Regions from separate parts of the Homo sapiens genome. Here region 1 is linked to region 2. Evidence: chromatin contacts called from ENCODE Hi-C or POLR2A ChIA-PET data. All regions are on one chromosome and are shown on one strand. The core of a region is the stretch at or near the end of the contact, and the rest is flanking DNA. Distances in the headings are between cores, read along the strand shown. Region 1 overlaps GDI2 (GDP dissociation inhibitor 2). Region 2 overlaps TASOR2 (transcription activation suppressor family member 2).

The links. A loop is a pair of places that touch in the nucleus more often than their neighbours do. ChIA-PET counts read pairs that join two places held with the same protein, here RNA polymerase II (POLR2A). Pooled maps may share reads with other maps.
Region 1: POLR2A ChIA-PET joins it to region 2 with 14 read pairs in activated CD8-positive, alpha-beta memory T cell. The contact joins two enhancer-like sites. A Hi-C loop is called at or near these places in 1 of 168 maps with a recorded cell type or tissue (lower leg skin) and 2 of 50 pooled maps. POLR2A ChIA-PET finds 5 or more read pairs at or near these places in 7 of 52 experiments (CD4-positive, alpha-beta T cell, Caco-2, GM12878 and 4 more).

Annotation. Positions count from the first base shown.
Region 1 is chr10:5,803,526-5,809,092 of GRCh38, forward strand. The region is part of intron 1 of GDI2 (GDP dissociation inhibitor 2); the gene reads right to left. LOC124902367 (a long non-coding RNA gene) reads right to left here. Exons shown (of 2, transcript XR_007062041.1): 2 at 1-5,567. Among named protein-coding and RNA genes, the nearest start is that of GDI2, 7.1 kb to the right of the region's middle. Within about 2 kb of position 2,331, at least 3 of the 41 ENCODE cell types and tissues checked have a DNase peak (open chromatin) inside an H3K27ac peak, as active enhancers do.
Region 2 is chr10:5,729,077-5,734,611 of GRCh38, forward strand. TASOR2 (transcription activation suppressor family member 2) reads left to right here. Exons shown (of 22, transcript NM_001321783.2): 12 at 1,411-2,127. Among named protein-coding and RNA genes, the nearest start is that of TASOR2, 47 kb to the left of the region's middle. Within about 2 kb of position 3,295, at least 2 of the 41 ENCODE cell types and tissues checked have a DNase peak (open chromatin) inside an H3K27ac peak, as active enhancers do.

The DNA.
Region 1 (5,567 bases), core at 1,081-3,580, 73 kb after region 2:
ATGATAAATATCAATAGCTACAACCTTTATAAACAAAAGCTCAAGGTCCTGAATTTTTTAGCACGTGAACAGATCCTGAGACTAAAAAGTTTGAAAACTAGAGCCCTAAGCAAAGCATATAGGACAACCACCAATAAATTGACCATCAACCGAAAAGTATAAATGACCACTCTCAGGAAAAAGATAAAGCAAGCATGAATACACTAAGACAAACCAAATTAAGAAGAGGGAAAAAATTAATACAATTAATGTGAAGAAACACAGAGATGGGGCATATAATCACTCAAAAAGGGTTTGAGTGATCAGTGCTTTATTTCTTAAAGAGACAAAGGAAATTCCATGTATCTTTATAAATCTTTAATATTTCTCAAATTTATCCAAAGGACCCTAGATGTCAAAGAACAATCTTATTCTCTACAAGTCTATTTGACTTTGAAACCCGTATTTTTAAAATTCACACAAATTTCAAGTTTTCTTCCATAATATATCTATTCATTTAGTATTTCTTAAATGTCTTAAATTACTTACCATGAGGTTCAAATTTCACTATAGGAGTGTGAATCATTCTTTCTTTTTTTTTTTATTGAGATAGGAGTCTCACCCTGTTGCCCAGACTGGAGTGCAGTGGCGCGATCTTGGCTCAATGCAACCTTCACCTCCCAGGTTCAAGCTATTCTCCTGCCTCAGCCTCCTAAATAGCTGGGATTACAGGCATGCACCATCACGCCTGGCTAATTTTTGTATTTTTAGTAGAGATGGGGTTTCACCGTGTTGGCCAGGTTGGTCTTGAACTCCTGGCCTCAAGTGATCTGCCCACCTTGGCCTCCCAAAGTGCTGGGATTACAGGCATGAACCACTACGCCCAGCCTGAATCATTCTTTCTTTAGCTCAAGAAACAAAACATTCTGAGCACTCCAGAAGGCCCTCATGCCGTATTCCAATCATAACCACCACCATCCCCCAGCACTCTCATAATTTCTAATAGCAAAGATTTGTTCTGCCCGCTTCTGAACTCTAAAAATCTAATCATGTGTATTAACTTTCTGCGTCTGACATTATGCAACACGTTTTAAGATTCTTTCATGTTTTGTGCATGGTCTATTTATTATCATTGCTATAGAGCAAAGGTCCCCAGAGATGAGACAAATCCAGCCTGAAGGCTATTTCTGTGAAGTTTTATTGGTAAATACCCATATCTGTTCATGTACATACTGTTTATGGCTGTTTTCCTAGTACCACAGCAGAGTTGGGCAGCTGTGACAGAGACCAGAACGTCTACATAACCTAAAATATTTACTATCTGGAGCTTTTTTTTTTTTTTATTAAAGACAGAGTTTCTCTCTTGTTGCCCAGGCTGGAGTGCAATGGCACGATCTCAGCTCACCACAACCTCTGCCTCCTGGGTTCAAGCGATTCTCCTGCCTCGGCCTCCCAAGTAGCTGGGACTACAGGTGTGCGCCACCACGCCCAGCTAATTTTTGTATTTTTAGTACAGATGGGGTTTCACCATCTTGGACAGGCTGGTCTCAAACTCCTGACCTCATGATCCACCCGCATCAGCCTCCCAAAGTGCTGTGATTACAGGGGTGAGCCATGGCACCCGGCTACTATCGGGAGCTTTTCAGAGTGTATGGCTAACCCTGCAAGCAGGGCATCTCAGTGTGGTTCCTGACTTGGCATCACCTGCCAACTTGTTAGAAATGTAAATTCTACCCAGATTTCCAAACTTCAGGTTGTATCCAAATCACCTGGAGGGCTTGAAAACACAGACTGCTAGGCCCCATCTACAGAGCTTCTGAGTTAGTAGGTCTGAGGTTGGATCTGAGAATTTGCTCTTTAAAAAAAAAAAAAAAAAAAAAAAGGTTGGCAGGATGCAGACAGGGTCTCACTCCGTTGCCCAGCCTGGAGTGCAGTGGTGTGATCATGGCTCACTGCAGCCTCAACCTCCAGGCTCAAGAGATCCTCTAACCTCAGCCTCCTGAGAAGCTGGAACTACAGACATGTGCCACCACGCCTGCCAAATTTTTTAATTTTTTGTAGCAACAGGATATCACTATGTAGCCCAGCCTTGGCCTTGCAAAGCAAGGTTTGCTCAAGCAATCCTCCTGCCTTGTCCTCCCAAAGTGCTGGGATTACAGGTGTCAGCCACCACTGATGCTGATGAGGTGATACTGATGATGCTGGTCCAGGACCAATTTCAAGAATTACTAAAGCTGTGTTTGCAAATTTTATTATATATAAGAATAACCTGGAGATCCTGTTAAACTGTAGATTCTGATTCTGTGTAATATCCGAGTTGGGGCCTAAACTTCCGCATTTCTGGTAAATTCTCAGGTGTTGCAGATGCAGCTGATCTATGCAGCACACTTTGGGTAACACAGCTGTAGACGATTCCACTGAATGACTATACCACAATTTACTTCTCCATTTTACTCCTGGTGGATATTTGGATAGTTTCCAGTTTTTCACTATTACAAATAATGCTCTATCAACATTCTCGCATGTGTCTTCTAAGTGTGCATTTCTGTTATATATCAAGAAGAGTATAAATACATTCAACTTCAACAGATATTACCAAACAGCTTTCCAAAAACGGTTGTACCAATTTACACTTTTGTCCGCAGTGAGTCCCCACTGTTTCAAATCCTTGACCACTTACACTGTTGCCTTTTTAATTTTAGCCATTCTAGTTAAGAAGTGATTTAATTTGCATTTCCTGAGGACAAATAAGGTTGAACACTTTTTAAATAGTTGATTAATGATTAGGGACCGGGCATGGTGGCTCATGCCTATAATCTCAGCCCTTTGGGAGGCCAAGGTGGGAGAATCGCTTAAGCCCAGGTAACACAGTGAGACCCCCATCTCTACAAAAGAAAATTTAAAAAAAAAAAAACAAAAAAACGTTTACTGATGATCAAGCTAAGTGATAAGGCACTTATGATAAGTGCCTATTCAAAATTTTTCCCCATTTTTTAAATGGGCTTTTTCTCGCTGCTTTATAAAAGTACTTTATATACTATATATAAATCCTTTATTAGTTACATGTACTGCAATTATCTTCTTCCATTCTGTGGCCTGCCTTTTCACTTTCTTCATTATGTCTTCATAAAAGGAAATGAAGGTATTTTAACAACTACAAAAATCAACCCTAATACTGACTAAAACAATTTACTTTTGGGGGGTGGGGGAAGAAAACAACCTAAAGCAGCACCAACATATAGTTCCACATATGAAAATAAAATATTTACTATCTTAAAAATAAGTTATGACACAGCAGAGGAAGACAGTTACATTCCCAGCTGACAAAAGTAGACTGCAGACTTTTGAAAGCAAAATCTCAGCAAGCAAATTGGAGTGTTGCACAGCTTCTATATATAACCTTTCACACTAAGCATGACCCACTGGACTATGGCCGTAAAGCAAGCACTGAGGCCTAAAATAAAGGGCCCAGTAATTTAAAGATGTGGCCGAGTCCAAAGAGCTGACAGCAACTACCTTCAAAGGCACCACTTGGAGCAAATATGACAAGAGCTAACTAAAGCTAATAAAAAATCTGCAGGCCCACTAGTTCCTCTATACCCAACTATTATAAAAGACTGCTTCCACACTGCTAAAAGAATATATAATAGCACAAACATAATAAGCTTTGTTTTAAAACATGGGTGAAGTCATTAATTGATAGAATTTATCAGTCATATCTGGGCACAGTATATATTAATGATCCTAAAATTTTAATATTTTTCCAAAATTACCAGCTCAAAATTAAATTCTACTACAACCTATCTGATGAATACACAATATTCACAAGCAAAGCACATTAAAGCCATAAAAACTAAGCTTCTCTTTTTCACACTAGAAAAGCTGGTCCATCTATCATGTACATCAAGTAACTTTAACCACGAAACTTGTATGTGAATGAATATTCACCAACATGAGTTGTAAATGTAACAGGTAAGAGTACCCACTGTAACTTCAAACTCACCTACAAATGACCTAAGCAGGATAAGAATACATATTCACATCCAAAATCACTAAGACTATAAAACCATCTTCAGAATCCAAGTTCTGTATGACACTAGCATCTGCCACCCACCTGGCACTTGACGTTCTCCTACATAAAAACAGGTAACCAACCAAAATGGTTTTTAATATTTAATTGCACCAAAGTGCTAGTACGTGTAGATATGTGGATGTGGGGCTGGGGGACAGAACCATCAGCGATACTGACGTTCTCTTCCTTCAGCACCCTACACATACCACCAGAGTTGCAATCATCAAAAACAGAATAACTCATTTGGACAACACCCAAATATATTAGACAAAGCACCTGAAGAGGCTGAATGAAATTTCTATATATGAATTGTTACACCTACATGGTGTTTCCACGGCCAGTAACAATGGTATGCTGAAAAATTAATGCCCACTCCCCAACCCCGATTACAGAGCAATTTAGACTTGGAAGGGAATAGAGCCAAAATTTATTAATATTTTGATATACCTTCCTAGTGACAAACTAAACTCTATACCCTGGCTGGGCAAGGTGGCTCACGCCTGTAATCCTAACACTTTGGGAGGACGAGGCAGAAGAACTGCTTGAGCCCAGGAGTTTGAGACCAGCCTGGACAACATGGCAAAACCCCATTTCTACAAAAAATACCCAAACTACATGCCTCCTGTAGTTCCAGCTAACTTGGGAAGCTGAAGTGGGAGGATCATTTGAGCCTGGAAGGTTGAGGCTACAGTGAGCTGTGATCACACAACTGCACTCCAGCCTGGGTAAGAGACCGAGACCCTGTCTCAAAAACAAACAAACAAAAAATCCTCTACACCCTATCAAATCCTACTGCATTTTAAAGTTCTGTTATGGGCTGGGTGCGGTGGCTCTCGCCTGTAATCCCAGCACTTTGGGAGGCTGAGGCAGGCAGATCACCTGAGGTCAGGAGTTCAAAACCAGCCTGGCCAACATGGTGAAACCCCATCGCTACTAAACATACAAAAAAATTAGCCGGGCGTGGTGGTGAGCACCTGTAATTCCAACCACTTGGGAGCCTGAGGCAGGAGAATTACTTGAACCGGGGAGGCAGAGGTTGTAGTGAGCTGAGATTGAACCACCGCACTCCAGCCTGGGTAACAGAGAGCTCTGTCTCAGAAATAAAAAGTATTGTTGTTATTAAAAAAAAAAAAAAAAAAAAACTACAAATACACACACACACACACACACACAAATGTGATCAGGAGTACAAAGTATCTAATAACTAATATTAAAGTGCCTTTTCAAAACTACTTACCTAGAAACATGAGAAATTAACCAGAAAAATTTTAAATCAGTTCATTTCAATGGCAAGTATCTTACAGCAACATAATAAAAATGGCTGTTTTATGAAGAATGTTTCTTTAAATGACTCTGCCCCTCTAATGCATCTCATTAAAAACTGTCAGCCAGGCGCGGTGGCTCATGCCTATAATCCCAGCACTTTGGGAGGCCTAGGCGGGTGGATCACCTGAGGTTAGGAGTTCGAGACCAGCCTGATCAATATGGTGAAACCCCATCTCTACTAAAAATACAA
Region 2 (5,535 bases), core at 2,045-4,544:
AGTGGCTCACGCCTGTAATCCCAGCACTTTGGGAGGCCAAGGCGGGCGGATCACTTGAGGCCAGGAGTTGGAGACTAGCCTGGCCAACATGGTGAAACCCCATCTCTACTAAAAATACAAAAATTAGTTAGGTGTGGTGGCACATGCATATAATTCCAGCTACTCGGGAGACTGAGACACAGAATTGCTTGAACCCAGGAGGCGGAGGTTGCAGTGAGATGAGATCACACCACTGCACTCCAGCCTGGGTGACAGAGCAAGACTGAGTTAAAACAAAACAAAACAAAACAACAAAAAGACCAGAGCAATAACTTTAAAACAATTTGGTTTATAAAAACGTTGTGCCCGGAGTGGTGGCTCACGCCTGTAATCCCAGCACTCCAGGAGGCTGAGGCAGGTAGATCACTTGAGCCCACTCGTTCAAGACCAGCCTGAGCAACATGACAAATCCCATGTCTACAAAAAATACAAAAATTTTTATTTTGATATCTGGCCACATTTTCCTTTTTACTGTTATTTGTCCTTCATTTCCTTTTTCTAATAACTGCTTTAGTGCTAATGTATTTAACTAGAACTAACTTTGTGTTTCATTCTGAAGTTACTTTTCTTTAAAAAGAATGGTACAATTTTTATTTTCACTTACTAGGCCCTGAAGGCTGTTGTTTCTTGTGGCTTTATATTACTGACAACTCTGAAATTTTATAGGATTTTATTACCCAGTTCATAGGGACCAGACCTTTTCTCTTTTTTTTTCCCTTTTACTGTTTCCTTTATTCATTTTCAAAAAAAAGGAAAAATTAGCACTTCAGTCAAAGCAGGAGAGGAGGTGAAACATAGACTAGTCAGTTTTAGAAGTTTTTATTTCATTTGCTAGAAAAGGTGATAAAGTTAGCAATAATCATTCCAGTGAGATTCCAGCATTATTTAGGGCTTCTACTTTTTTCAGTTCAGTTGACTTGCACTAACTTCTGAAAAGAATTTGAAGTGAGTTCAGTAAGGTACAGCTACAGTAAAATAAATTTTAAAACAAAATAAGAAAAAGTACGAAAGCAAATCTGCCAGCTCTAAAGACCAGTGGTACTGCTGTGATGAACCATTGAGCTCATGAGCTCCTTGTTAGGTGAGATGGAGCTGGAGGCAGGGTTTAGTTTACTTGTTCTAACCTAGTGATTGCATGTCAGATGATTCTTTTTCAGTTCAGTGTGTGTGTGTATGTAATTTCAAGTATATGGAGATACATTTGTTAAATGTACCTCTAAGTCTTCTATTAATTGCCATTTAGGTTGTCATTTGAAATACTATAACATATTTAACCATCACATAATTTTGAAATCTAAAGCTTTTTTTTCCAGAATGTTTTGTTTTTAAAAAATAAACTTCAGATGTTTAATACGTGTGTATATATTCTAGGGGTGAAAGATTTGAAAGTTGAAGATGACATCTCAATGAAGGTGATACCTATTTTATCTACCCTTAATTGTGCCCTGCTAGAAACAAAGAAATCACTTCCTGAAGAAAGAATCCATCCAAACACATTAGTAAAGCGTCATTTCCAAGAATTGTACAAGGCGGACAGAAGCCCTTCATTGAGTGTTGCTCCTCAGGATAGAATGAAAGACCCTACATTCTTGGGGAAACTGCCCAGTGGTTTTGACTTGATTCCTCCAGCTGAAAAGTGCCCTTCAGAGTCTTTAACTCAGTTGAACTCTTATTTTTCAGACCCTAGTGCTTACATTTTGGAAGTGTCTACTGCTTTGGACTTGCTAGCAGAGCATCCTCAGTCTCCTTGTGTTTCAGACGGAATTTGTGATGCTGGATTTTCCTTAGTTATGACTCCAGATCCTGAATTTCTTGTCTCAGAGGCAGAAGTGAGAAAAGAAACTGAAACAAAAAAGGATTCTGAAGAAATGTTGAAAGCAAAGAAGAGAGTTTTTCCATTGAGTCCAGCGTCAAATCTGAGAGTGCAGCCTAAGAGGAAGGCCAGCATGCCCCACATGGTGCAGAGTAAAAAGGTGAACTTGTGCCGCCCCTTTCCCAAAAGAACTGCTTCCAGAGCAGACAACAGCTCGGACTCTCCAACAACTCTTAAGTTAGTTAAAGGACAGTTTCCTCAGAAAAGAAAAAGAGGTAAGCACGATTTATTTATGTGGGTTATTATAATAATAGTTGTGGCCAGGCGTTGGTGGCTCATGCCTGTAATCCCAGCACTTTGGGAAACCAAGTGGGTGGATCACCTAAGGTCAGGAGTTTGAGACCAGTCTGACCAATACGGTGACACCCTGTCTCTACTAAAAATACAAAATTAGTTGGGTGTGGCGGTGCGTGCCTGTAGTCCTAGCTACTCGGAAGGTTGAGGCACAAGAATCATTTGAACCCAAGAGACAGAGGTTGCAGTGAGCCGAGATCACGCCATTGCGCTCCCGCCTGGGTGACGAGCAAATCTCCATCTCAATAATAATAATAGTTGTTGTATTCGATCCCTCTGCTGTCTTGGTCCCTGTGGACTGCAGCTTTGCAGCATCAGTTAGAAGATTGTTAGAATCACCATCATTTCTCTCCAGGCAATTTGTGTGCCTCCTAATGCCTGACAAGCTCTGATTGAGATAGCAACTGAAAACCAAGAAATAGGAAAGACCAAGATACCTCAAAAGCCTACCCACCACCAACATGTTATGTTCCACATGTAAAACCACCCACACGTGTATGTTCCATTCTAAGAAAGACAACCATCTAGTTTCTGTGCCATCCTCTTCACAAATGGAGGTAGAAAAGGTTCTTCTAAAATCAGGCACATCAGTACCAGCAAACCGTGATAGCTGACAGCCTCAACACCTATCGAGAGGAGGGAAATGCCTGGGACCTCCAAAAGTAAAATAGTCTGGGGCAGAGTTTCTAATCCTTTATGTGTATCACAGAGTTTTTACGTGAGCACCTGGATTATTCGTGTGGTTTTGATGCTCCCTGAAAAATTGAGTGAGAATTAGAGTCTTGAGCTACTTAGTGTATTGGCAGATGTATTTCAGTGAACATAGCACAGCAAACCATATGACTTTGGCCTAGCCACTTAATGTATTGGCAAATGTATTTCAGTGAACATAGGACAGCAAATCATATGACTTTGGTTTAGAGTCATCTCAAATTGTGTTTTACTCTATTTTCTCTAAAAGAGTAGGGAAGTATATGGGTGACTCCTTTGGAGAAGAAGGCAGCACATTATGGCCAAGGGGCCACTCGGTTGTGCCTGTGTCGTCTCTGGCTGCTCTCATGCCGTGTTGGCAGAGCTGAGCAGCTGTGACAGAAGCCACATGACCTTCAAAGCTGAAAGTATGTACTCTATGGCCCCTCACAGAAAAGTTTGCCAAGCCAATCTGTAATATTTTGAATTTGGAAATGTTGGTGCCTAAAGAAGAAACGTCTAGGGTATGGTAATCCCAGGATTCTAAATAATTCAGAGTTTACCCTATGGAGTTTTTTTTGTTTGGAGTTTTCTGTTTTTGTTTAGAAACAGGATCTCTCTGTCAGCCAGGCTGGAGTTGAGTGACATGATCATAGCTCACTGCAGTCTCAAACTCCTGGGCTCAAGTGATCTTCCTGCCTCAGCCTCTGGAGTAGCTGGAACTACAGGGGTGCCCCACTAATTTTTAAAATTTTTTTGTAGAGATGACGTCTTGCTATGTTTCCCAAGCTAGACTTTGAACTGATGCTCCTGCCTCAGCCTCCCAAAGTGTTGGGATTACAGGCGTCAGCCACTGTACCCAACCTTGGTTTTATCCTGTGGCTTCATAAATAGTGGTTTCTGGCTTATTGTGGCTTGAGGAACGGGGTGGAGATGTGCGTACTTAGGAGGGTAAGTGGAAAGTATGGTAGTATAAAGCAGTGCACCAGACTATACAACTATCTGTAAAACAGATTCCAGGCCAACCATACTGTTCTGCATGAACCAATTTAAGGTATTGAATCAGTTATCTATAACTCAACATAAATTGTCACTGTTTCTCAGATGTTTTTAATTATATCCACTGTAAGAAATATGTTTGATATTATATTCCGGTACCTACAAGTTCATACATGACTGGAACAAAAATTTCAAAAAAAAATTATGTGTAATACAGTCTGATACCTTCTATTCTGTTTCATTTAAGAGTTCTGGGCTGGGTGTGGTGGCTCATGCCTATAATCCTAACACTTTGGGAGGCTGAGGCGGGTGGATCACTTGAGGCCAGGAGTTCGAGACCTGCCTGGCCAACATGGTGAAACCCCGTCTCTACTAAAAACACAAAAAATAGCCAGGTATGGGGGCACTTGCCTGTAATCCCAGCAACTTGGGAGGCTGAGACACGAGAATCTCTTGAACCTGGGAGGGAGAGGTTGCAGTGAGCTGCACTGCACTCCAGCCTGGGTGACAGAGCAAGACTGCATCTCAAAAAAAAAGAAAGAATTCTAGTTGTGACACATTGAATTTATTTTACAACCCACCAGTGGATTAATTGCATTCAGTTTGAGAAGCATGGTATTGAATGTTACATGTAAACAAAACAATCTATGCAGGATCACTTTGTTTCATTTTTCTTTTTTCTCCCAACACCTGGGAGTACTTGGGAATATCTTCCTTTTCTGTTTGTACAAATATTAGAAAGTTTCCCCCTGGGTCTTGGTTGTCTAATCTTTTTCTTTTTAATTTAGTCTTAACTGTTTTCCTGATTTATTTTTATTTTGCTCTTCCCTATGCTGAAGATTTTAGAAAATGTAATTAGAGTGTAATAAGAAGTCTTATTGTTAAAAAAAAATACGCTGCTTTAGTACTTATTAATATAATAATTTGGTAGGGAGGAAGATAATCAGACTTGAAATGTACAGCATTAAGATATTCTGAAAACATTTTTAAAACTATTCATTTCGCTAACCCCCAAAAGAATGAAATGAAATGGGTCTCCTTTTTTCTCCTACATTTCACTAACACTGATCAGTTTCTTAAACTGTTTAATATCATTTTTAGTGTCCTTAGTGAGAAGTAGCGTCTTCTGTATAATGTAATTTAAAAATATTTGCCAACATTAAATGTGTGATTATTTCATATGATATCTTTGAGGCTTAATTTTAACTCTTAAAAGATTGAAACACTTTCTGTTGTGCATTATAAGCAGGTGTTTAGTATTTCCTTTTTCTTCCCATCCTTTAGCTCCACCTTTAGCTATTTTTATGCCATGTGAGAAGCAAAGCAGAGCGCTTCTAAGAGACACCATTGTGTAAGATAGTAGATTTGTTAGAAATAAAACCAGGTGCACACTTTCCTCAGGCTTCCCAGAGCGCTTCTAAGAGTCATCATTGTGTAAGATAGCAGATTTGTTAGAAATAAAACCAGGTGCACACTTTCCTCAGGCTTCCCATCTTTTAAAAGATTGTTTTTCAGATGGTATTAAAATTTAGATGTTTACAAGTAGTAACGTAAAATATATAATATGGCTCTCCAAATATATTGCTGTCTATACAACTCTTCTCTGCAGTGTGGTTATAGTTTTAACCACTTCACCTTAT